3 separate regions of the Mus musculus genome follow, and regions 1 and 3 are each linked to region 2. The links are chromatin loops, found by intact Hi-C in ENCODE. Cell type or tissue: left cerebral cortex. All regions are shown on one strand.

Region 1 (8,000 bases), 110 kb before region 2:
TCTCAGGGGTCCAGATTAATTGAGACTGCTGGTCCTCCTAAAGGCTCACCCTTCTCCTCAGCTTCTTTCAGCCTTCCCTGATTCAACAACAGGGATCAGGTGCTTCTGTCCATTGATTGGGTGCAAATATCTGCATCTGACTCTTTCAGCTGCTTGTTGGGTCTTTCAGAGAGCAGTCATGATAGGCCCCTTTTTTGTGAGCGTTCCATAGCCTCAGTGATAGTGTCAGGCCTTGAAACCAGAAAATGATTTCGAAAAATAACAGTGACATTTTCCAAATTTGACTGAAAGTTGAGCCGTCTTCCATAGAAAACCACAAAAAACCTCAATGTCCAGATTAACTATAAAGAAAACTTACAAGATGAAGACAAAGGAAAGCAAAGTCAATCACTGGGGAGAGACATTATTTTTAAACAAGCCACAGTTCCAACAAGTGCAGAATGCCTGCTGGAACTATATATGACAAATGTCAGAGAAACAGTTTCTAAATGTAAGAAAGGAAAGCCAGATATTTATACCCAGGAAAAAATAAGATAAAGTAAACATATTTCCAGATAAAGAAAAACAAAAAAGATAATAGATTTGTTTAAAAAAAAAAAAAACAACAGAAACAAAAAACTGGCCAAAGGAAGACCTAATAGAAGACCAATAGGAAAACTAAGGCATCAAGGACAAAGGCATATTGGGTGAGGGAAAAGGACTGAAGCCCTGAGGGCCTGCAGAAAGTATGTTATCAGGCAACCTCAGGAAATAGGAGGTTGGGGGATCCCTCAGAGTTCACCAGAGACCTGGGAGGTGAGAGACTCCCAGGACTCATAGGGAGAGACCTTTGATGAAATGCCTAACAGTAGGGAGAGGGAACTTACAGAGCCCACCTCCAGCAGGAAGACAGGACATCAAGTGAGGGATGTGGTTGCCACCCCACAGTCACATCTCTGACCTATAATTGTTTCTGTCTGAAAGAATTACAGGGATGGAAATGGAGAGGAGCCTGAGGAAAAGAAGGTCCAGCAACAGGCCCAAAGTGGGATCCAGGTCAAGGGGAGGTCCCAAGGCCTGACACTATTACTGAAGCTATGGGTTGCTCACAAAAAGGGATCTATTATAACTGCCCTCCAAACAACCCAACAAGCAGCTGAAAGAATCAGATGCAGATATTTGCACCCAATCAATGGATAGAAGCACCTGATCCCTGTTGTTGAATCAGGGAAGGCTGAAAGAATTTGAGGAGAAGGGTGATCCTATAGGAGGAGTAGCAGTCTTAATTAATCTGGACCTCTGAGATCTTTCAAACACTGGACCACCAAACAGACAGCATACACCAGCTGATACGAGGCCCCAACACACGTACAGTAGAGGACTGCCGGGTCTGTATTCATTCAGAGATGATGCACCTAACCCTCAAGAGATTGGAGGCCCCTGGAAGTTTAGAGGTGAGATGGGGTGGAGGGTGGGGGCATCCATGTGGAGATGAGATGTGGTGGGGAGGAGGTGTGGGATGTGGAGCAGTTGGAGGGTGGGAGGGGAGGGGCAGGGAATGGAATATGGAGTGTAAAAAATGAATTACAAATAAAATTAAATTTAAAATAAAAGAACAAAGTCATAGGACAGAGTGGCATATACCCGGGCATACCAAAGAAACGAACTTTTTTTTTCTGAGTTCTTTAAGATGTATTTGACTATCAAAAGCAAAAACTGAGGAAATATTTAGACATGAACAAAAATGAATCTTCAACATGTCAAAATTTGTGAATGTGAAGAGTATGATGGTTTACCCTGTAATCCTAGCATTCAGGAGGCTCAGATAGGAGCATGAATTCCAAGCTAGCCTGGGCTACATGGTAAGACCTTGCCTCAGGAAACACATTAGCTACGAAGCAATTCTTCAAGTCAACAAGCTACACTTCCACTTTAGAAACTGGAGATGGAGTTCAAAATAAAGCAAAACCCAGCAAAAGGAAGAAAAAGGGCAGTGTAAAGTCGGTGACATAGGAAATAGGAAGCCAAGAGAGAAAAATTCATAAAAGCAAGGTTTGATAAAACTGACAAAGCTTCAGGCAGACAGAAAGGAAGGTAGGGAGGGGATAAGGGGGAATGAGAATAATAATAAAGGAATATCATGAACAATATTGCAGTGGTTTGAATATACTTGATCCAAGGAGTGGCACTATTAGGAAGTGTGGCCTTGGAGTAGGTGTAGCCTTGTTGGAAGAAGTGTGTTACTGTGGGAGTGTACTTTGAGACCCTTCTTCTAGCTTCCTGGAAGTCAATCTTCTCCTGTTTGCCTTTGGAACAAGATGTAGAACTAACTCTCAGCTCCTTCTCCAGCACCATGACTGCCTAGATATTGCCATGCTTCCTGCCATGACAATAGTGGACTGAACCTCAGAGCCTGTAAGCCAGGTCCAATTAAATGTTGTCCTTTATAAGAGTTGCCTTAGTCATGGTGTCTCTTCACAGTCATGGAAATCCTAACTAAGATAAACACTATAGGGTAAAATTTCACTAGCTTAGATGTCATATGTCCTTTTCTCAAAATCACAAACTATAAATCTCAGCAAAGAAGAAACAGATTAACTTGTAAGCAATCAATGCCATTGTTTAAATTTTCCCTGAGAAAAATTAGCCCCAAAAAATGTTGCTTGCAAGCAGCCACAAATAATGAGGAGGATGACGTAGTTCATTGGCCACGCTAGGTGCCTGTGTCCTGGACTGTTCACCCACCTGACTCTACCTGCCCTTTAGCAGGTAAGAAAAGCTGCAGAAAGCTCTCTGAACACTGCTTCAAGTTCCTTCAAGTCTCTCTACCCGAGCCCCCATTGGTCCCAAGAAAGCAGTTCTTCTAAACAACAGTTCCCAATTGGCTGGCATTGTCGGGGCACCAGCAATCTTTGGTCTCTCAGGCAATCATTCAGGTTTTTCTGTAGGAGATGCTTTTTGTGGCTGTGTGGCCCCCAGTGTTTACATAGAGGTGTCCCTGTTCCTGCTACAGAGTCTGAGGGAGTTGCAAGAAATAGCCAAAATATCACGAGAAGCTCTTTGTGTGTGTGTGTGTGTCTATGAAGTCATAACAAGTGAAGACGAGAGAAGACCAGCAAAGCCTTGCAAGGTGAACCAATGCAAGAGTGTCATCTCCCCCTCTGTGGGGTTATATTTATATTCTCTTTAAACATCATGTACCCTCTCAAGCATCTGCTCCAGCAAAATATCACATCCCCTCTCACAAAACAACTTCCAGAGAAACATCACATGTCTGCTTCAGCCAAACATCCTCTCACAAGTCTGCTTCAGCCAAACATCCTCTCACATGTCTGCTTCAGCCAAACATCCTCTCACATGTCTGCTTCAGCCAAACATCCTCTCACAAGTCTGCTTCAGCCAAACATCCTCTCACATGTCTGCTTCAGCCAAACATCCTCTCACATGTCTGCTTCAGCCAAACATCCTCTCACATGTCTGCTTCAGCCAAACATCCTCTCACATGTCTGCTTCAGCCAAACATCCTCTCACATGTCTGCTTCAGCCAAACATCCTCTCACATGTCTGCTTCAGCCAAACATCCTCTCACATGTCTGCTTCAGCCAAATATCCTCTCCAGAAAAACATCATGTGACACAACCGAGTTTCCAAAGAAACCAAAAATTTCCACTTCCATGATGACTCCATTTAAATTGTGTTCCCTCCCCTAGTCTTCCTTGGGCTATACACTCCAGCCCCACCCCAGGCCATGGGGAGTCAGGACAGAGTTGCACACATAGGTGGTAGGGAGTGGTTGGATGCTCAACTGAAGGTTTCATGAGCTTCCTTGCTCTTGTCTGGTGGCAAACAGTCAACGAGTCTCACAGATGAGCAAAGCTGAATGCCCCAAGATGGACCTGTTTGACTGAGAGGCCAGGCCTGTACCACAGTCAGCCATCCAGTAAGTGGGATAATCAAAAGATAGTATATGTATGAAAAGAAAACTTGTCACAGTGATGGTGACTGTCTGAGGGGCTGTTGATGCCTTGAGGATGTTAGGCAGGACTCTAGTCCCGAGCTACTTTTCCACCCATTCATTACTTTAAAGAATGAACTGCTAAGGGATCCCAGAAACTGAATGCCAACTGAGAGAAACCAGTCACAGAAGGCGGGAGCCTAATGCCCAGTGAAAAAAAGCTCTGAAAGTGGCAAGATGACAGCACCTTGCACCTCAGCTCAGTGGTTTCCTGAGGCAAGGATGGGCAAGGAAACGGTGGACACAAACTTACACACAGAGTGATGAGAAATTAGTGATCCTCACTGATGGGGAGGTGGCTACGAGACTATGCGAACACCCACAAACTCATCAGATTTCACATTTAACATGGGTGAATTTTGTCTTACGCAAGTCATCCTACAGTACAGATGTTAAAAGGTTTAGTTTAAGGTGTTCTCAGACAAATGAAACCCCACAGGAGCCAATACCAATGGCAGAGACTCAGAGGAAGCACCAGGGAGTTGTTCAGGCTGAAGAAGGATCTCACATGCAGCCTCGAAAGGTAAACATGTGACTTCGCATAGAAGCCAGCTGACTGTGACCACCATGTAAATTCAGTCCCTGGTGTTTTAGTAGTGGCAACTGTAAGAAGCGGGTGAGAACAGCAAGATTACAAATTACAGAGGACCTCGCTGTAGCCAAGAAGCAGGAAGCTCCAAATAGCTCATGGGAGATAAAGCTGCAATGCATAGGGAAAAAATTACATATTGTTATCTCTATGGTAACTACAGAAAGAATTATGTAAGAATGTACAGCCAAAAAGCTAATAAAGGAATAATAAAAAATGCTTTCATAATCCAAAAAAAGGCAAAAAAAGAGAAAAAAATGAACCACACCCAGGAGCAAGATGTTGTGCTTAACTGGATCCTTAATCACTTTAAACATATCTGCAATCCAATGTAAAGACAAAAATCTGTCATCCTGATTTAAAAGTAAGATCCACCTATATGTGTCTCTCCAGTTACACATAACCGAAAGGTTAAAAATAAAAGGCTGATTTTCCAGTACAGATAACGACATAATTTGGCATGGTACAATTAATATCAGCTGAAGTAGACATTGAGGTAAGACAGCTTCCTAGAGATGAAAAGAGACATCTCATAATCATGGAAATATATTTAAAATATCATTCCTACCATCCTTTCTCATGTTAAGTACTGTAATTATCTAATAATAGAATGCCAACCTTCTGGAAATATGATGGTTCCAAAATGTCTTGTCACTCAAATTTAGAAGCACGACAAAATGGATCTTTAAAAAAAAATCATTGCCTGTTTATACATGGCATTAGACTTCCCAGAGAGACACTCCTGACAACGTTAGGACTATTGTTTGCTGATCATCAGAGGTTGTATTCCTTCTGATATAATTAATACGTGAACAAATACTCTTCCGATCTGTCCTGTTTAATATGTAGCTTCTAGTTCCTCCTCATTGTCCTGACAGCTTTTGTGATGAGTCACGCAGAAAGCAGGATTTAGCTGGCTCTGCCAAAGTAGACTTGTCTCACTAGCTGTATGAGATAGTTCAGGGGCGGCGGCTGTGTCTTGGTAGGAATTCAGCCTTTTAAAAGATAACCTTACTGTTGATTTGTGTTCAGCTTTTTTTCCCCTCTGTGCATCCATCCTGTAATATATCCTTAAATAGAAAGTAATGAAAGTAAAGCTATAGAATGTTATACAAATGTCAGCTTGTTACTTTTTTTTTCCTCAGCTCTGAATGTCATCTTTCAGGAAACACATATGGCCCAGTGGCGTGCTTCTGGTCCTAAAACCCTCTTCTCTCAGTGAGCAGGAAGTAGAGACCGAGACACTCCCAACACTGAACCAAGCACTATCTGCATGGAACCCTGAAGGAGAATCGGGACATGTCTGTTTTTCAACAATTTTACTTAAATTAGTAACAATGTGGAGGAGAATTCATTTCTAAGCTTTGAGAATCTTCCAAGCTGGGCCAGCTCAAATGCGAGATAAATCCATGGCACACTCAAACTGAGGCTCTGAGGAGATGTGAGTGCTGTGTCGGGCTCTCAGAGGAAAGGAGAGTTCTCAAGACCTAGAGTAGATACTCTGTGTGGGGAGCGTAGGCCAGTAAGAGATAGAGCAGGAAGGAGTCACAGGGACCACTCACTCACACTGTTGTCTCAGGAGCCTCTGCCTTCCTGACCAGACTCCTCACCCACCAAAGACAACAGAAAGCAAAGGAAGGTGAGTTGGGCCAGCTTCCCTGGATACAAAGGATAATGAAGAAAAATGCAGAGGAAATAGAGGGTCATAAGAACTACCTAGCACGGGACATCATTGCTACTGTCTAGAAGAGAGCCTTCTGCTGTGCTGCTGTCAACTGTGTGCTGTAGGGCTCTCTGCATACCATCGAACTTCTCAGAGCCATAGGGCCCATGGATGCTAAAAAACGAGAGGGATAACTTCCTCTTCACAGACCCGCTGGAAGGATAAGGTTAGCATGGGTAACATTTACCCAGGCGCTTGGCACACAGCGGGTGTTCGGTAAACCCCAAATTACCTTTTCTCTGATATAAAGGTTATTCTCTGCTTGCCTCTTTTAACCAAAGTCAAGATACCTTCCTTCTCTTTCAGTGTTGGCACACATTGGAAAAATCCTCTTATTCCTGCAGGTCCTGGGGGAGTGTCAGGATCATCCCAATAACAGATACATTATAGAAATAATTGCCTTAAGTCAGGAAATTATTTAGGGAGAAAAACATTTTTTTTCTTCCTTCAGAAATGCTGCACGTACCACAGGGACCAATTTGGCCTTCAGCAAATACTCCGGCATAAATTTCCTCCGTTTACCAGAAGCTGCAGTTTATCTCCTAGGACAGTTAGACGTTGACATCCGCTGCTTCCGATCTGTTTCTTGCTGGTGATAATATACTCAGCGTGCAGGATGCTTTCATGGGATTGACATTTGGGAAAGCTAAGAAGATTTGCTCTAAGCCAATTGCTCACCCCAAGGATTAGAGCAGTTTTTATTGTGGAATCAGACACCAATTTGCAAAGCTATTTCCCAGTTTTGATGGAAAGTCTTTAATGTATTCCTGTAACCACCTAATGTTTTAGCCATTCTCCTCCAGGCTGGAATGTTTTCTGATCTTCCCTTGGCCCAGAGTGGTTCCGATAATAATGGTTGTGCTGTTTTTATGGGTTTCCAGAAGAGTCTGGGCCATGCCCAGGCTGCAGACTTTCCCTAGGGGTGCTCCAATGATGGGGGTGGGGGTGGGGAGTGGAGGTTATTGAGTACCTTACTGAGAGAAGCTCATTGAGTGGCAGGCACACTTCCTGCTGCATCTCTTTCTACTGGACTAACTTCACAGCCATTGTGTGGACAGGGCTAATTAGCCCCTTGCTCTTAGCATCTGCGAACTGACTCTAAGAGATGCTCTGTAGCTCGCCCAAGGCTGCCCAGCAATTCAAGCTAATGCAAGGCTTGGGATGGCAGTGTTACAATTCTTCTAAAGAATTGTCCAAGAGTAAGAAGTAGATTTATGTACTTAATCTCTTACACTCAGCTGCTAACTGTGTGCTGTTTGCAAAAGATCAAAACCTACCAGACTTTTAACATTAAAAGACAAACAAACAAACAAAACAAAACAAAACCAAAGCTGGGCGTGGGGGCACACGCCTTTGATCCCAGCACTCAGGAGGCAGAGGCAAGCAGATTTCTGAGTTCAAGGCCAGCTTGGTCTACAAAGTGAGTTCCAGGACAGCCAGGGCTATACAGAGAAACCCTGTCTTGAAAAACCAAAAACTAAAAAACAAAACAAAAAACCAAAAGGCAAACAGACATAAGTGTGGGGAGTGGATGAAGTGCTCAGTGAATGTGTATTATTGACATGAGTATGACCCTGTTAAAGACTCATGGGAATGACGTGAATTCCTGGGCTAGGCTCAGAGAAATGGCAAAGACTTTCCCCGGTTTGTGCAGATGATGACAGTGTGCGTGTGTGCTGAAAGTATGGACCATA
Region 2 (8,000 bases):
TGAAGCAAATGGCAAGTGGGAGCGACCTGGATGGTAATTAAGCATCTGTTTCCTTGCTTTTGCTTGCCATTCCCAGCCAGAACCCTGGGCTCCAGTTTGCATTCACTTTTGCAAGTTCTTATAGAGCCCCGCCCCAAACATTCAAGCTTTAGGCCTCCCGAAATCCACACGTGGCCCTGGTCTCTTAAACTTGAGGTAAGGCCTTGGCTGGGAACACACACAGGCAAAGGACTCTTAAGTGTGGGGTTGGCACAAATGCTTCGTGTACTGCCAGGCAAATCAGGCCAACTGCTGTAGAGCGGCTCTCCCCCTTCTTTTTCCCGTCCATTGATGGCTTGCACATTCCATTTCAAAGCTGAAGTGCAGAGACTGCATGGGGTCATGTGACAGATGCTCCAGCTAGATTTTAGCAGCTGGAAGAGGTTTCGTTTTCTCCTCTAAACTCTCCAGCTTTTTTATGAACTTGTACTCCGGGAGAGCATCTGAGAGGTCCTGATAGTCTCGTGAAGTTTCTGTGGCTAATTCTGACGAAGCAAGGAGACCCTTTCTCGTGTCAACAAAGTTGCTCTACTACAGAGCTGTGGCAAATGGGGCTGCATATCCACCTTGGCATAAGCAGGACAGAGTGAGAGGAGGAATGGAGTGGGATGGGGGCAAGAACAGAGACCATGCTGCTGACCCAGTTCCAACTGGCAAAACAGTGAGGCTGCACTAAGCCAACATGAACAGCTTTGCTTAAGAACGTCCGTCCTTGCCAGAACCCATGTTTTGCAGAAACAGTTTTACCTCAACAGGCTTTTTAGAAACCTTTCAATGTATATTTTGGGCTGTTCAACCCAGAGACTCGGGCACAGGATCGCCTCTACTGGTTTTTTGGGTTTTTTTCCAAATAACTTTCTTTTTTATTTGCATGCAAAATAATAATAATAATAATAATAATAATAATAATAATAATAATAATAATAATAATTACCTGTCTGTAAAACCTTGGGCTGAAGATGATCTGTTCCTTGGTTTGTAGAGAGATAGAATGGTTTATTGGAACTAGACTGAATTTGACAGCTGGAGGCTAGGGCCAGGGTACAATGAATGTCATCTTGGGGCAATCATTATGTTAGGATCTCAGATCTGGAAGGGCTTAATGTCAAGCTCCTTTGAGAGAGAGAGAGAGAGAGAGAGAGAGAGAGAGAGAGAGAGAGAGAGAGAGAGAACAAGAAAAATAGCCCACCAAGATTGCCAAGCAGTGCTTAAAAGCATTTGGTGTCCTTCCAGAGGACCAGAGTTCGGTTCCCAGAACCCACATGTGCTGGCTCATGACCACCTGTAACTCAAGCTCCAGGAGACCCAGTACCCTCTTCTGGCATCCTTGGGCACCCACAGGTTATCCTCATACAGATGCACACACCACACACACATACACACACACACACATCAATTTTTAAAATAAGTTTAATTGATTTAAAAATTGCTATGCAATCACACAGCATCGTTAACATGCAAGAGCTGAAAGTTGTCAACTGGTAAAAGGCATTCATTGGCCCAGAAGAATTTGTAGTGTGAAATTAGCCATGAGACTAACTCTTCAAAGTCTAGCTTGTCATATGCATTCAGAAGACAACATGGAGACAAGTCAAAGGTGGAAGATCCTAGCTACAAGTTCCTAATGCTTTTCTATTGGAGGCTATGTTAGTTTATGTCGACTTGACACAAGCTGGAGAGGAGGGAACCTCATTTGAGAAAATGTCTCCAGAAGATCAGGCTGTCAGCAAATTTGCTTAATTAGTGGTTGATGGGGGAGGCCCCAGCCCACTGTGGGTGGTGCCATCCCTGGGCTGGTGGTTCTGGGTTCTGTAAGAAAGCAGGCTGAGCAAGCCATGAGGAACAGGCCAATAAGCAGCACTCCTCCATGACCTCTGCCTCAGCTCCTGCCTTCAGGTTCCTGCCCTGCTTGAGTTCCTGGCCTGACCTTTGATGATGAACAGAGATGTAGAAGTGGAAGTCAAATGAACCCTTTCCTCTCCAAGTTGCATTTGGTCATGGTGTTACATCACAGCAATAGTAACCCTAACTAAAACAGCAGCAGAAAGCTTGTTGAGTTTCTATTTATTTATTTATTTATTTATTACTTGTTTATTTATTTATTTATTTATTTATTTATTTTAATTGTTGATGCTTGGGGGATTTTTGCTTTGTTTTGTAGTTTTGGGTTTGTTTGTTGTTGTTGTTGTTTTAGACAGTAATCTTGTTATGTAGCCCACAACAGCCTAACTCAATATCTTCATGCCTCAGTCTCTCACGGGCCACCATACAAGTGTTTTGTTGGCTTTTAAAGCTACATCTAGGTATTCATGCTTCAAGAACATAGCCGCAGCCGGGCATGGTGGCACATGCCTTTTAATCCCAGCACTCGGGAGGCAGAGGCAGGCGGATTTCTGAGTTCAAGGCCAGCCTGGTCTACAAAGTGAGTTCCAGGACAGCCAGGGCTATACAGAGAAACCCTGTCTCAAAAAACCAAAACCAAACCAAACCAAAACAAAACAAAAAGAACATAGCCCCTATTAATACTTCATCCATCGTGAGTACATTCAGGTCTATGTGTCTGTTCACACATTTGTAAGAATGGACATGCCTGAGACCTTGTATGGAGACTGTGCACAGGCCAATGTGGTTATCTTTCCCAAAAGTCATTATGACTGATGACAGTGTAAACAGTGTAAATAGTGAAAGAGCTGCACGCCATCCCTGTGCCAGGCCGTGCAGCTGGCCCCTCTGCCTGCAGCACCCTCTCTTGGCTTTACTTGAGAAGGGACTGTGGAGACTCAGGGACTAGGTCAACTTGTGTCCCTTTCGTGACTTGCCTGTCGCTGGTGCTTCCACGGAGCTTTTCTGAGTCCCAAATACTCCTCATTTGTTACATGCAACTGAAAATGCCAACACCTGAACAGGAATGGTGAGCACAGATGTCTGCAGAGGCGCGCACTGTTGTGGGTGCTGAGTTAGCATCAGTATGTCAGCCCGTGGCCTAAGGCCTTTGCAACCCCTGACTAGGTTACTACCTTAGACTTTCTGGCCAGAACCAGCCACTCCACAGAAGCCCACTTATGACTCTAAGGAACTTTCCAACAGCCTTAAGGAATGGCTCCAATACTTTGGCTTCTCAAAGATGTTGGGGTTTAATGGACAGCTTTGAATGGCACAAAGAAATGCTTCCCTAGAGGAAGTGCCCTTCATTTTTGACCTTGACGTCTGTAATCAAGCATACTCACTGTGAGGAGGTGACGGAATGGCTTTGAGCACCACAGAATAGACAGCCTTCCCACACTGGCAGATCCTTCTGCCTGTGTCCCTGGCGGGTCTACCCTCCTCTCCCTCACGCCTGTATTTCTCACTGAAAGGACAGAGCGGGGCTGCAGCAGCCAGGAAGGCTCTTCTGCAATGCGGCTCAGGGCTGTGTGAGACAAAGAGAGAGATTGCCACCTATTGACAGATATATCACCTGCAAAGAGACCGCTTATATAACCAGAGCCTCCTCCATCTCTGCTGTATGAAAGGCCCTCCAGGGGTTGCTGGGCCCTTTGCATTTTGCATCCTGTCAGTTCGGCACTGGCGTACCTTTCCACTGTCAATGAGACAGGGAAGAATGGGGACATGACAGTCCAAGGTGACAGTGACATCATTTCGCAGGGGAAACTGAAAATAAATCACCCCCTGTAGTGACAGTCGCTTCCTGTTACACAGCACATGGCGCGGCTCAGTTAATTCTCAAGACAATTCTAACCTTCAATGTTTTATGTCTGCACCCAAGGAAGGGGGTTGCAAGAGAATACTCGTGGCAGATAAAGAAGGGGGCTGGGTATGAGTGCTGCATATGGGATCTAAACGCCTTACACTTGCTATTGTAACATCCATATTCCCATTATAGTTTCCCTAACCTTAATGCATACGGATGTAAGAATCAACCAAACATAAAGGAATCATTTGCCTTTGGTTGGAGGAACATCCAACTCTATCGCTTTTTGTTACTGGGCCTCTCAAGTCAGCTTTCCTACCTGTAAAAGAGGGATAATATGACTCTGGAATTAGGAACATATAGAGCGCTTAAGTAGCACCAACCATAGTAGGTCACTTTGAGGGAAGCCAGGTGTTTACAAATGGATTCTTAGTTACCCGTGGGCTGAATAGAGGTTTCTCTCTCTCTCTCTCTCTCTCTCTCTCTCTCTTTTTAGTTTGGGGAACTTAGGCAAATTATTTGACCTTTTGGGGCCTCAAATTGCTCGTTTGTAAAATGGAGCTAATAATCATATGCATGCTCTTCTCAGGTTAGCCATGCAGTAAGGTGAAATGCTGTGTGTGAAAACATTCACGTTTTTAATTGCACTCTTCAAGTACTAGTTGTTAGGGTGAAAGAAAAAGGTGTTCTCCTCCAAACATAACGTCAGTGAGCTACCTGTGCAAATGACTTGGGTTGAATTCAGATTCCACATAATAGTGTTTATTAGGAATATTTACCACAGTAGGAGAGAAGAGGGGGTAGCTCATTGGGTAAAAACACTTGTAGCCAGGCCAGAGGGCCAGAGGTCAATCTCTGGAACTCACCCGATGGAAAGAGAACCCCCCCCACACACACACACACACCCAAAAAGCCATCCTCTGACCTCCACAAACTTGCCCTGACTGGTGTGCCCCTCCCACACACCAATAACTAAACAATAAACATGCACATGAGACAAGATGAGGCTCTGAACTCGGCAGGATCTTCTGCAAGCAGCCCTGTAAGGTGTCCCCTTGATCATGCTCGCCCCCTCCCCCACCCACCATTTTCTCCTGCCCCACAGACGAGGAGATGTGTAGTTTAAAGGATCAGAGGGACTAGTTAAGTACACACTGGGAACATTTGAGTTTTTCCTTGAATGCAGACATATGCCAAAGCTCACTGATTTGTGCATTTGTGTATCTTCAGCTCCTGTGATAGGCCCAGGGGTTAAAGTGTTCAGCTCAGGGAAGTTGAAGAGGCCACTGGAATTGTCTTTTATAACAATCAGCACTGTCTTTTTCTATTCCCTTCTGGCTCTGCTTTTTGCTCGGAGACACAGCTCCCACAAGAGGGAGAGCCCTGTCTGTCTGAAGAGTTTGCTCAATTTTATTCCCCCTCTCTGTTTAGGAAACAAAGATCTAAATCCATCCTCCACCCTTCTGGGAATTACTTCCTCTTTTCTTCACTGTCTGCCAGCTTTTTTGAATTCTCCTTAGCAACATTTTAAAAAAAAAAATTAGTTTAGCAACAGCATTTAAGCCAATGAGATCTGAGCATGCAAATGAGTTCTAGACCAATGAGAGCTCTGCATGGCAGGCAAGGGGGCTTATGGGAGACAAGAATAACCTGGAGTTTGCAGAGCAGCCTCCAAGTGGCAGCAGAGCAGCTATTATGGACCCATCACCTCTCAAGCCTCTACTTTGTTTCCGTGTGTGTGTGTGTGTGTGTGTGTGTGTGTGTGTGTGTGTGTGTGTGTGTGTGTGTGTGTCTGGTTCCCCCGTTTAAAACATTTACTGTTACAGTAAGCCTTGTAGGTATGAGTTCTTTAGATACACTGTAGGCAAGGGCTGGAAATGTGGACTTTGCTGTTACCCAAGTCATTCGTAGGCCTCTTCTGTCTTTGTTGTTTTGTAACCAGCTCCAGCCCAGTCGTCTAAGGCCTGGAAGCCTTGGGTGATTCAGCCAGCCCAGCCTGGCGGAACAGAGGCCCCGGGGGAATCCCTGTCTTTGTTTATCCACCACTACCACAGAGCTGGGGGGTGAATGTCGTGGGAGTAAAGGAATGTACCACCAACAAACTGGTCCTATCACAATCCACATGTGGCATACAGACCTTCCTCTCCCTGCAGTTCTGTAACATCTGTCTGAACAGGAAACCTGACCAGCAAGAAGCTTGGGGGCCATACTCTTTTTGGAGTGGGTTTGGTCCTCTTCATCTTGTAGCCTGGGTACACACAGAGAGTGGCTGGATATCATAGCATATCCACATGGTGACCATCCTTCGGTCCTTTCAGATGGTATTGCAGTAAATACCTTGGTGTTAAGATGTCTGGATGTGTCTCCAGTGTTTCCATTTCTTCCTAGCTTAGACTTCTCATCCTTAAAGAGACAGTTAAGGTGTGGAATCTTCAGAAAGGGCCATCTGATTCTCCCATACACCCCTGCTCCCCAGAGCACCCACTGTGGCCCTTCCGTATATGTGTTCCTCCCTGAGAGTCACAGAGTTCATGAGATCAAAGATTGCCCTGTGTAGCTCTAGCCCTTAGCATAGTGCTGGCTTTATCACAAATGCTCAAACCGTATTTTTTTTTAATGAGGAAGGATGCAAGAAAGTCACTCTTCACAGGGGAACAATCTTCAGTGCCTGTACCTGAGCCAGAACAATGCCTGTGAGTCTGATGCTAAAAGATAACTTTTGGCACACGGAAGCCCCAAGCCTGAAAGGTCATTACCACCAATGTTTCATCCTGTGATGGGCTCATCTCAGTAACGTGGCATCCTTTATGATCTGTGTTTTAGGAGGAACCTAGAAGCAAATCCAAGATCTGCGCCAATGTGTTTTGTGGAGCTGGCAGGGAATGTGCCGTCACAGAGAAGGGGGAGCCCACGTGCCTCTGCATTGAGGTGAGTCCTGGTGTCAGGCATGGGGGGTGCTGACTGTTTAGGGGGTCCTTGAGAACTTGCTCAGTAGGAGATGCGCTTGCTGCCATCACAGCCTCAGGACCTACACAGATGACTGGCATGGCAGCAGGAGGCACTGACCGCAGTGCTGGGCGAGAGGAGGCAAATCCATGGAGTTCACTGACTAACCATTCCAGCCAAATCATGAGCTCCAGGCATAGTGATAACTCTATCTCAGAAAGTTATACTGAAAACAACCAAGGACAACACAATATGGATCTTTGGCCTCAATACATACATGAACACCAAAAAAGAAAGAAAAAGAAAAAAAAAGAAAAAAAAATGATGTTAACAAGAAAATAGAACCAGTCTGGTTGTCCATCAGCATATGAACAGATGATGGAAATGTGGGACATATAGACAATGAATAATTATTCAGGGCTGGAGAGATGGCTCAGTGATTAAGAGCACTGACAGCTCTTCCAGAGGTCCTGAGTTCAAAGAGGTCCTAGGGGCTCACTACTATCTGTAATGGGATCCAATGCCCTCTACTGGTGTGACAGTACGCTCACATACATAAAATAATAGTTTTTAAAATGATATAAAAAGAAATATTATTTATCTTTAAAGAAAAATGAAATGTGTAGGAAAATAGATGGACCTAGAAGGTGTACTATTAAGTGAGATGATTCAGGCTCAGGAAGAAAAACAAAACGCATGTTCTCCTTCCCATGTGGATCCTAGACCACACATATAACACAGAGAGGTGTACAGGAGGGTACAGTTGAGGTTGAGAGAGGAAGGGGTGCTACGATGCAGTCATCGGTGAGGTAGGATGGACAGAGGGACGCATGAGTCATGAAAGGATGTACATCAATATTTTGTCTAGTTTCTAGTCTGTCATAGTTTCTACCTTTTGAATTTTGGGTTTATTTGTTTTTGTGCTGCATCTGAAGGAGCAAGAATTGTGTAGTTTTCCATACGAATCCAACGTGTGTCCATCCTTTGAGATAGTGGTTGTGATAGTTGAACAATCTTTGTAATTCCACTGACTGCTGGTGTAACAAGAGGTCACATGGCTAGTCACAAGTATATTCGTCACATTGACCCACTTTGAAAAAGTGACCTAAAAAAAATGTTCTGAGGGGAGACTCTGTAAGAGTAAATGGTTCCTTTTTTCCTTCAACTTAAAACTCTATGAAGTCACTCCATTGCAGTGTTACTTAATATGTAAACTGTATTGCAATACATGAAATTAGGTATGGTATTACATTTTAAACTTTTCTTTAAATTAAAAAGTTACTAATTGTTTGTGTGTTAAATAGCATAGGTATTTAGACATTTG
Region 3 (8,000 bases), 700 kb before region 2:
ACATTGCAGGTGGCCACATAAACATGTTGGTGAGCATGTAAACTGGTGTAGCCATTATGGAAACCAGTCTGGAGTTTCTCAGAAAAATAACATTAGATCTACAATATGATATATCACTCCTGGCTACCAGCAGGTTTCCAAGTCAACACATCACAGAGAGTCTTGTACATCGATGCTTATTACCACACAAGTCACAATAATGAAGCTAAGGAACCAACCTCTCCAATCAACAGCAGAGGGATGGGTAAGGAAAATGCAAGTTCTCAGTGGAATATTGTTCCAGCTATCAATGGGAATGAGGTTTTATGTGCTGCAGAGAGTAGTCAATGGTTAAGGCTGTTTACTGCTCTCAAAGAGGACCCAGGTTTGGTTCTCAACATCCACAAGATAGCTCACAACTCTCTTTAGCTCATTTCAGGGGACCTGATACCTTCTTCTGGCTTCTGTGGGTCCCTGCATGCACATGGTGCACACAGACTTACTCAAGTACACACATATAGCATATACATGAACCTAAAAATAGTTTAAAAATAAACTTTTTTTTCATTTTCAGGGAAATGAATACAAGTGGAGACAATTATATTAAGCACCTTAAACAGAAAGGCAAATGCCATATATTCTCTGATTTGTAGTTTCTAGATTTTATGTATACATAAAATCAGGTAAATATGACATGAAAAATAGAAGTAAATCTATTTAGGAGGACAAAGGAGATTAACAGGAAGGGGAAAAGGATGAAAGGAGATAGAGAATATATGTTCAACACAAACTTTATATCTGCATGAAAAGGTTCTTATATAACATATCTATGTACTGTAAATATACACAGTGAAAATTTAAAGAAAAACATTAAAAATATTTACATAATGTCTGAGTTTCCAAACAATCCACAAAGCCCTCTCCTTCAGCCACAAACAGCTATTTATTTGCTCTGGAGGACATAAGATAATGCTACTGAAGTGTAAAGTAATACAACAAATTCAAAATTTTTATTTTTATAACTTTATTTTGAAATCAGCTCAAATCTAAATAAAAGTTTCAAGAATGGTACAAAGAATCATAATCCAGTGGGAAACCACACTCGAGTTTTGATAATTGCTCCATTTATGTCATGACATCTATGGCAAAATGTTTCAATCTATGATCATGTATTACATGCAGTTGTCATGGATTTTGGCTTCCTAGATCTGGAATATCTGTCTTTCCTCATCTTTTGTTATACCAAACTTCCTAGGGGGCAGCCGTATTTAGAAATTGCCAAGTGTAGTTCTATTTAACATTTCCACAGGACGAGACCTAGCTTGCATCTTGGCAGGGATGCTGTGTTCTTGTCAAAGGCAGAACAGGATGTTGATTTGCCCCATCACTGGTGACAGGACTTTGGTCCCTCAATAACAAATATGGTATCTTCCATGTTTTTTTGGTGTAAATGTCTTTTAATGTTTAACAGTTTTGAAGACACTTGGAGATGATGTAAATCATTCTCTACTGAGATCCTACTTCACCCCATTAGCTTGAGCACTAACTGGTATATACCGCCCAACATATTATAACAATGGTTATCTAACAGCAACTTTTAAATTCCATTTACACTTATTAGCTGGCATTTGATTGTGTGAATAACTTTCTCTCTTCCATATTTACTTATTATCAGTGTGAATTCATGGGTTCCTATTTTATTCTATTACTATGTTTTATAGTTAAATTATCCTTGACTTGGCCTGTGTAAGCTCTTTCAAGCTGTTTTTGAGTGCTTCTGAAACGTAGCTATCTTTCATCGAATACTTCACCTTCTGATACAGACTATATTCCAGAATTGAACCAGTCACTCTTCATGATGCTCTAGCCCATTAGCAGGAAAGAATACTTGGAAATCATAATCCAGCATTAATTGTCTTGATTGCTTTGTATCTTTCTGTCTATTCAGTGTTCAGAATTAGGAAATATTTATATACAACATATACACACCTTTTCAGCATGCATACACACACATATAATATATATTTATATGTGTATCTATGTATATAGCTATTTATATAGATACAATTATATAAATATGTATAGTATATATATATATGTATATATATATATATGGACAATCATGTTCACACTGATAACCAATTGTATTCGACATTACAAGAGTTTTCCTACCTTTTCTTCTTTAAGAAGTTTTATTATTTTAAATTGAGACATAATAACTATACTGACAGGGAATATTTGATAGTCCTGTACATCCTTAGCATAATCACCCCCTCAACTGTCACCTCTTTGTGGTGGAACACTTAAAAGTCCTCTTCTTTATCCATTTTGAGCATAAAAGTTACAGCCCCAGTTACCGTGCTATATGTAGAAGCACCAAAATTTAAAGCATTTTAGGTTTTTCTTTTAATTGTATACCCTTCTGCAGTCTCTGTGAGAAACTTGGCTCCCATGTCCTCAATGAATTTATTTAAATGCTCAATTCCTTGAATGTGGCCACCCTCCAGAACCAAAGGGGTTGCCTCTGCCCTGCTTCAAAGACGACCTCAAATTCCAAGGTCACTGACCAGGGAAGTCTCAGCTGCCCCTCCCCCCGCTCAGCTCTGTGGGTGCACCTCTTACTTCACCCCTGTGGTACCCACTTCTATGTGAGCTTGCCACTGCTAACCTGCCCCAGTGCTGGGCTTGCCCTTTAAATAGAGCAGATGGCAGGAGCGGCTTGAGGAAGGAAGTCCTGTTGAATGGGAGTGAGGGAGCAGGGGAGGCAGGAACGGAATGACAGAGGAAGGGAGACGAGGGGGGGGGGGAAGCAGAAGAAAATGGAGAACAGAGTTTTGTGGACTTATGTTGTCATCACAGAAAGACAAACTGATTCTGCTGAGACAGATCTGAAATAGAGACTAGCATTTATATTTTAAAAGGCCCTATACCTTTTTCTTTTACTCAAAAGTATTTTTTAGCCCAAGGCTAGTTGTCGTTCCTTTCAGCTATAGAAGAAAGCTTGTGGTGGAGGAAGAATTTTCCTAAGATAATTAGAACTTTGGAAGAAGAATACGATCAGTTGGCTAAGGCCACCATATAGGAAAATACCAGAAGGAGAATCAACCAGCTGGTGAGAGCAGAGCAAATCAGAGGATTCCATGACCACTAGATGGAAGCATAAACTCACAGCAGACTCATTCTTCCAGCTTGAGCTGTAAAAGCAGGAAGGCGGTCAAGGCCACCCTGAGGTGTAAGTCCTTGCACCACCACAGTGTCTTGTGGGCACTGTTATCAAGTTTGCCTTTATATTTATTCCACCGCAGGTCCCAGTTAATCAATAGCCTTACAGTTTGTCTTTAAATTTTCACTAAACTCTTACACATGTCTGCAATTTGATAGAAAATCTGAATAGGTATTTCTAACCCGAGTCAATCCATAAATTTAAACAGAATCTGTATACATCTAGGGAACTTAGATTTTGTTTTCTGCTTTTTGCTCAATTCAGTGTGTTCTCTTCATCCCCTCCATGTCTTTTAAAAACATCCATTCTTGGTAAAACTACAGTTAACACTTTGCAAATGAATGTTTTACCTCTATATATTTAATCTTGGCAAAAATCATTAGTATATGACATCATGACATAAGAGAGCATCTATGTACAAACATATACAATTTTATTGATATCTCTACAGACTACAAGAATTTTAGGTATAGTCACAATTGCTGAATGCAACAGAAAAATAGTAATTTGTCCTTTTCTGAAAAGATGCAAAAATTCTGAAGATGAGAGAAAGATTCATCAATGGTGTCACCTGTCTGTTATTTCCTAGAGTAAAACATCGCATAATTCAGTACTAAACGTGATAGGTTATTAGAGATTTTTGATACTGTGTACAACTATCCAAAACCACCACCTAGTTCATCTTCTGGCTTTGCTGTTGAGAACAGTGGGCCAAGATGAGAGGGGAAGTGGCGTGAGGGAGAGGACTCGGAGTGTTTTTGTGTCATTGCCTCCCACTGGCTGGACTCTTTCTTGCTGGAGTGTGAGCACTTTTTCAGGGCACTTGTTCTCAGATTATGATTTTTCCATTTATGCACATACCCCATAAGTCAAAGAACAAATTCAAGTGGCCCTGGGAGCTTTAGGAATAGCAATAAAACAAGGAAGAGTTGTTCTCCCTGTTTGCTAACCTCAGGTCCAGCAGGACACCCACAGCAGAGCAGGCGCCTCTCAACATGTCTGCTCCTGGAGAAGGGTGCCTAATAAACTTCAGAGGATTTAGTGAGTGTTTTGGGGAATTTCCAATGTCTAGATATTGAGATTAATTTTACCATTTAGCCTTTTATACTGCTGATTTTATGATATTTCTAGTGTCTTATCTAAAAGACAGTCAAAATTTACATCCTTGACTTAAATAACTGAAATCAAGTCACACAGTAATATTACAGAGTTACAAAGACTTAGTGGAGTTGACTGGTTAGAAATGTACACTCACTTTTGTTCTGTGAGAGTCACAGAATAAATGCCAATCAAGATAAGACTGTCTCTTTTACATTCTGTCTTCCCCGGTCCCTAGGAAGGGGCTAAGAATCAGCCAATGAAGGCAAGAGTCTTTCTTAGTCAGTTCATAAAGCAGTGGTTACCCAAGGTTGGCTGGACACTGGACCCATGTTTAGAGCTTTCAAGAATACTGAGTTCCTTTCCCAGTCTAAGACATTTTGAAATCATTGGAATTTTAAAAATCTCAAATGACTGTTATATACAGCCAAGGCTGACTATCACTCTTCCAGAAAAAAAATATTAATAAAGGCATTCTGTTTTGGTTGTATCAAAACCTCCTCACTTCCCTCAGACTCTCATATCCCTCCTCATACCCACAGGTTTCCCCCACGCTATACCCTCTGTCCTGTTTCTAGATGAGACCTTACTGATGTCTTCTATTCAGGAAGACAGATATACTATTCAGGCCAGTAGATAGAAATACTAGACTTTTTAGCACATGCTTCCTGGAATCTTGCATATGAGAGACAATGGTCAACCTGTTGGTTGATGATCATCTCTGATACCTGGGTTGTGTGGATACACAGTACTACCACCTAAGATGGAGCTGAGTAACTGTAGGTGAAGAAGCTGCAAAGCTGTTGTTTCTCCTAACACACTGAGAGCTGGACCGGATCTGACATGCTGGCTTTCTATGTCATTGCTCTCTGTGAATCAGTGTGGTAAGGGAATGGTGTTTGTACATTCCCCCCAAGGAAGCCTGTGGTACAAAGAATATCCTAGTCATAGGCCAAGGGAAATATTGTTTTCCTTTCTGGGCTAGCTTCATTTTATTATTCTGTCCAAATGCCTGACAGCTTAGTATCTCAAAGAACCTACCTTAATTTCAACCAATATTGGGCCTAATCGTACTTTTTATTTTCTCAGACTGGCACAGATAATGGGTAAACAATACCTTTAAAATGCTATTGGTGGGACATATAAAAGGGAACTTTACCTTTTAAGGTCTCTTTACATTTTTGAGGAGTAGAGACAGATTTTATTGAGAATCAATTCCAAAGGATTTGAGAAATGTTTCTGCGATAGAATTGCTAGACAACTTCTCAGTTTTGTCACTGTACACTTGAAGTTGATGTCACACAATGACCCTCATGGTGCTTGAGTGCTAAGTCTGAGACTCAGACAAGCTAAGTCAGAAATGCACATCTTCGGGGGATTGAAATGCTTGCTAAGTCAATCGCCCTCCCCAAACCCAAGACAAATGGGTGGTTTCACAGTGGGATCATGGCTTACATTACTGTGAGAAGCAGGGAAACAAACATGTCTTTTGTTATCGATGAATAGAATAAAAGGTTCATTTCTGCAGGAACACCGGGAAAGGCTTCTCTGTTGAGGAAGGAATAAGGGATAAAGTCACCTTGTCCTGATGGAGCTTCACAAGCCTTATCTCCAGACGCCACTTCGTAGACAGAATGCAATTTGATGGGAACCAAGACTCAGGGTCATCTTCTGCAGCACTATTAAGGTTTCTGGGGTAGTTTTTCTTATGGTCCAAACAGAAGAGAGATGAGAACATGAAAAAGATTCTATTTACCAACATTAATCATTTCCTTAAGTTGACAATGATGACAAAAATGGTGGTGGTGGTGGTGGTGGTAAGGTGATCGTGTGTGTGTGTGTGTGTGTGTGTGTGTGTGTGAAGATTAATGCAAAAGTTCAAAGAGAAAAATCACATCCATGGTTAAATTATTGTTATTGCTACTTCTGAATTATAAAAATAATTTTGATACAGTAAAACCTCATTAATTTGGATTCTGCTAATTGTTGGTTTGTGGCATCAGTTACCCTTAAGAAAGGTTTCGGCAAACAGTTTTGTAAGCATATTTAAACTTTAAATATTTACGAGAACTTGTTCTTTTCAAGCATGGCAGAGGCAACTACTCCAAGTGATGTCTATTTATAAACTTTTGATGGATTTGCTGGAGCCAGAACTTTAAGCATGTCTATTGTGAAATACGGATATTCTTCTTGATGTATTCTGTGTGTGCTTGGAATTAGTCTATATATTGTTAGTCCACTAATTCTCCAAAAATTTACCTCTCTTGCATATGAATCACACACATATTTAGGGCAGGACTTCTCTTGCTAAGAAAATGTGCTCTTATTGTATGCTATTTTCTGTAAAAACATATCATACATTTCACAGTCTGTCTCTTTAAATGATGTAAAATAGTAGCTCTCAGCTGGAAGCAATTTTGTCAAAAAGATTTTTTTTTTTTTACTGTTATTACTAGAAGATTCTGACTGGCATCTAGAGGGCAGAAGCCAAGGACACTGCTAACATCCCAAAGAATTTTGTGCTGATGGTGCTGCCTTTCAGAACCCTTGCTATAGAACAAGTGTGTGTGTGTGTGTGTGTGTGTGTGTGTGTGCGCGCGCGCGCATGCACACACACCTGGGGTACTGATGATGAAATCCATAATCTTGAACATGGTGGGCAAGCAAGCACTCTACCCTGCACTACATCTCTAGTTACATATTACAGGGAGTTTCAGAGCTAGCCATTGAATTCAATGCTACTTTGGATTGAAAAATCACTATTTCTAAATAAAAGAAATATCTTATTCTTCTGGTCACTTTAAAATGTAGAAATGTTAAAGTACCACTGGGTGTTTTGGGGCATGTCTGTAATCCCAACATTGGGAGGCAGAGGCAGGTGGATCTCTGTGAGTTCAAGGCCAGCCTGGTCTACAAAGTGAGTTTCAGGACAGCCAGGGCTGTAACATAAAGAAATCCTGCCTCAGAAAAGCAAAAACCAAAACAAGACAAAAATAACACACAAACAAGCAATCAAACACACACACACACAAACAACAACAAAAATTCCAGAAATGCTAAAAATCAGAAACTTGGGTCCTAAAAAAGAGATTGCATATATTTTGTGTTGCAGTTTGGCTGCCAATGTTTTCCAAGTCCTGGCTTGAAATTTCGTTAATATTTTACTGTATATATTGTCTGTGTATATTGTCTGTATTTCCAACCAAGTCCTCTTATAGTCATGCTATAACAGGAGGCAGATTTACAGACAATTTTAAGAAACCAGAATTTAAGGACTCTGATAAATGCTACTCTAGTGTGCATTTTCTGGTTCTTTTAATCATCTCTGCTTTTTCTTCAAAATCACTGAGAAAAATTAAAAGGCAGCACCACTTCAAACACAAACAAAAGACAAATGAAAAAAAATAACTTCATCTATTAAGTTGGATTTAAGGAAGTGCCCGTATCTTAAACACAAATGCAAATCCAGTAAGACCTCAAAACCCAATGAACGCATCACATAATTTAAGATTTTAAAAACAGGAAGAGCATCCTGTCAGGGGAGTCCCGTGACTCTGACTTCCAAGCATGTTCAACAGAGCAAGTGGGAATCTTCCTTTGTTTTCCTTTGCAGTGCTTCTCTGCTGGGTCATGACGGATCGTTTTATCTTGCTCGAGCTGCTCTTTACCCTTGAGAGTTTTTAGAAGGTATTTGGTATTT

The links. A loop is a pair of places that touch in the nucleus more often than their neighbours do. Peaks named below come from ENCODE experiments on the same cell type or tissue, not always from the same donor. Only the 100,000 strongest peaks of a DNase experiment are listed, where the experiment ranks them.
Region 1: it touches region 2 in a loop (4-fold over the local background); 4 of 42 quality-filtered maps call a loop at or near these places.
Region 3: it touches region 2 in a loop (2.9-fold over the local background); 7 of 42 quality-filtered maps call a loop at or near these places.

What each region holds. Positions count from the first base shown.
Region 1 is chr16:37,699,528-37,707,527 of GRCm38, forward strand. No RefSeq gene overlaps it. Among named protein-coding and RNA genes, the nearest start is that of Gm46547, 12 kb to the right of the region's middle. In left cerebral cortex, no CTCF peak of the experiment used is centred here; DNase peaks (open chromatin) are centred at 4,552, 4,926, 5,509 and 5,918; H3K27ac peaks cover 2,947 bases.
Region 2 is chr16:37,809,153-37,817,152 of GRCm38, forward strand. It overlaps Fstl1 (follistatin-like 1), which reads left to right. Exons shown (of 11, transcript NM_008047.5): 3 at 6,554-6,658. Among named protein-coding and RNA genes, the nearest start is that of Fstl1, 36 kb to the left of the region's middle. In left cerebral cortex, CTCF peaks have their summits at 3,484, 5,370 and 7,254 (motif pointing left); DNase peaks (open chromatin) are centred at 19, 279, 621, 3,012 and 2 more places; H3K4me3 peaks cover 390 bases; H3K27ac peaks cover 4,469 bases.
Region 3 is chr16:37,106,321-37,114,320 of GRCm38, forward strand. It overlaps Stxbp5l (syntaxin binding protein 5-like), which reads right to left. Exons shown (of 28, transcript NM_172440.3): 28 at 987-8,000. Among named protein-coding and RNA genes, the nearest start is that of Polq, 99 kb to the left of the region's middle. In left cerebral cortex, a CTCF peak has its summit at 3,130 (motif pointing right); DNase peaks (open chromatin) are centred at 2,601 and 3,141.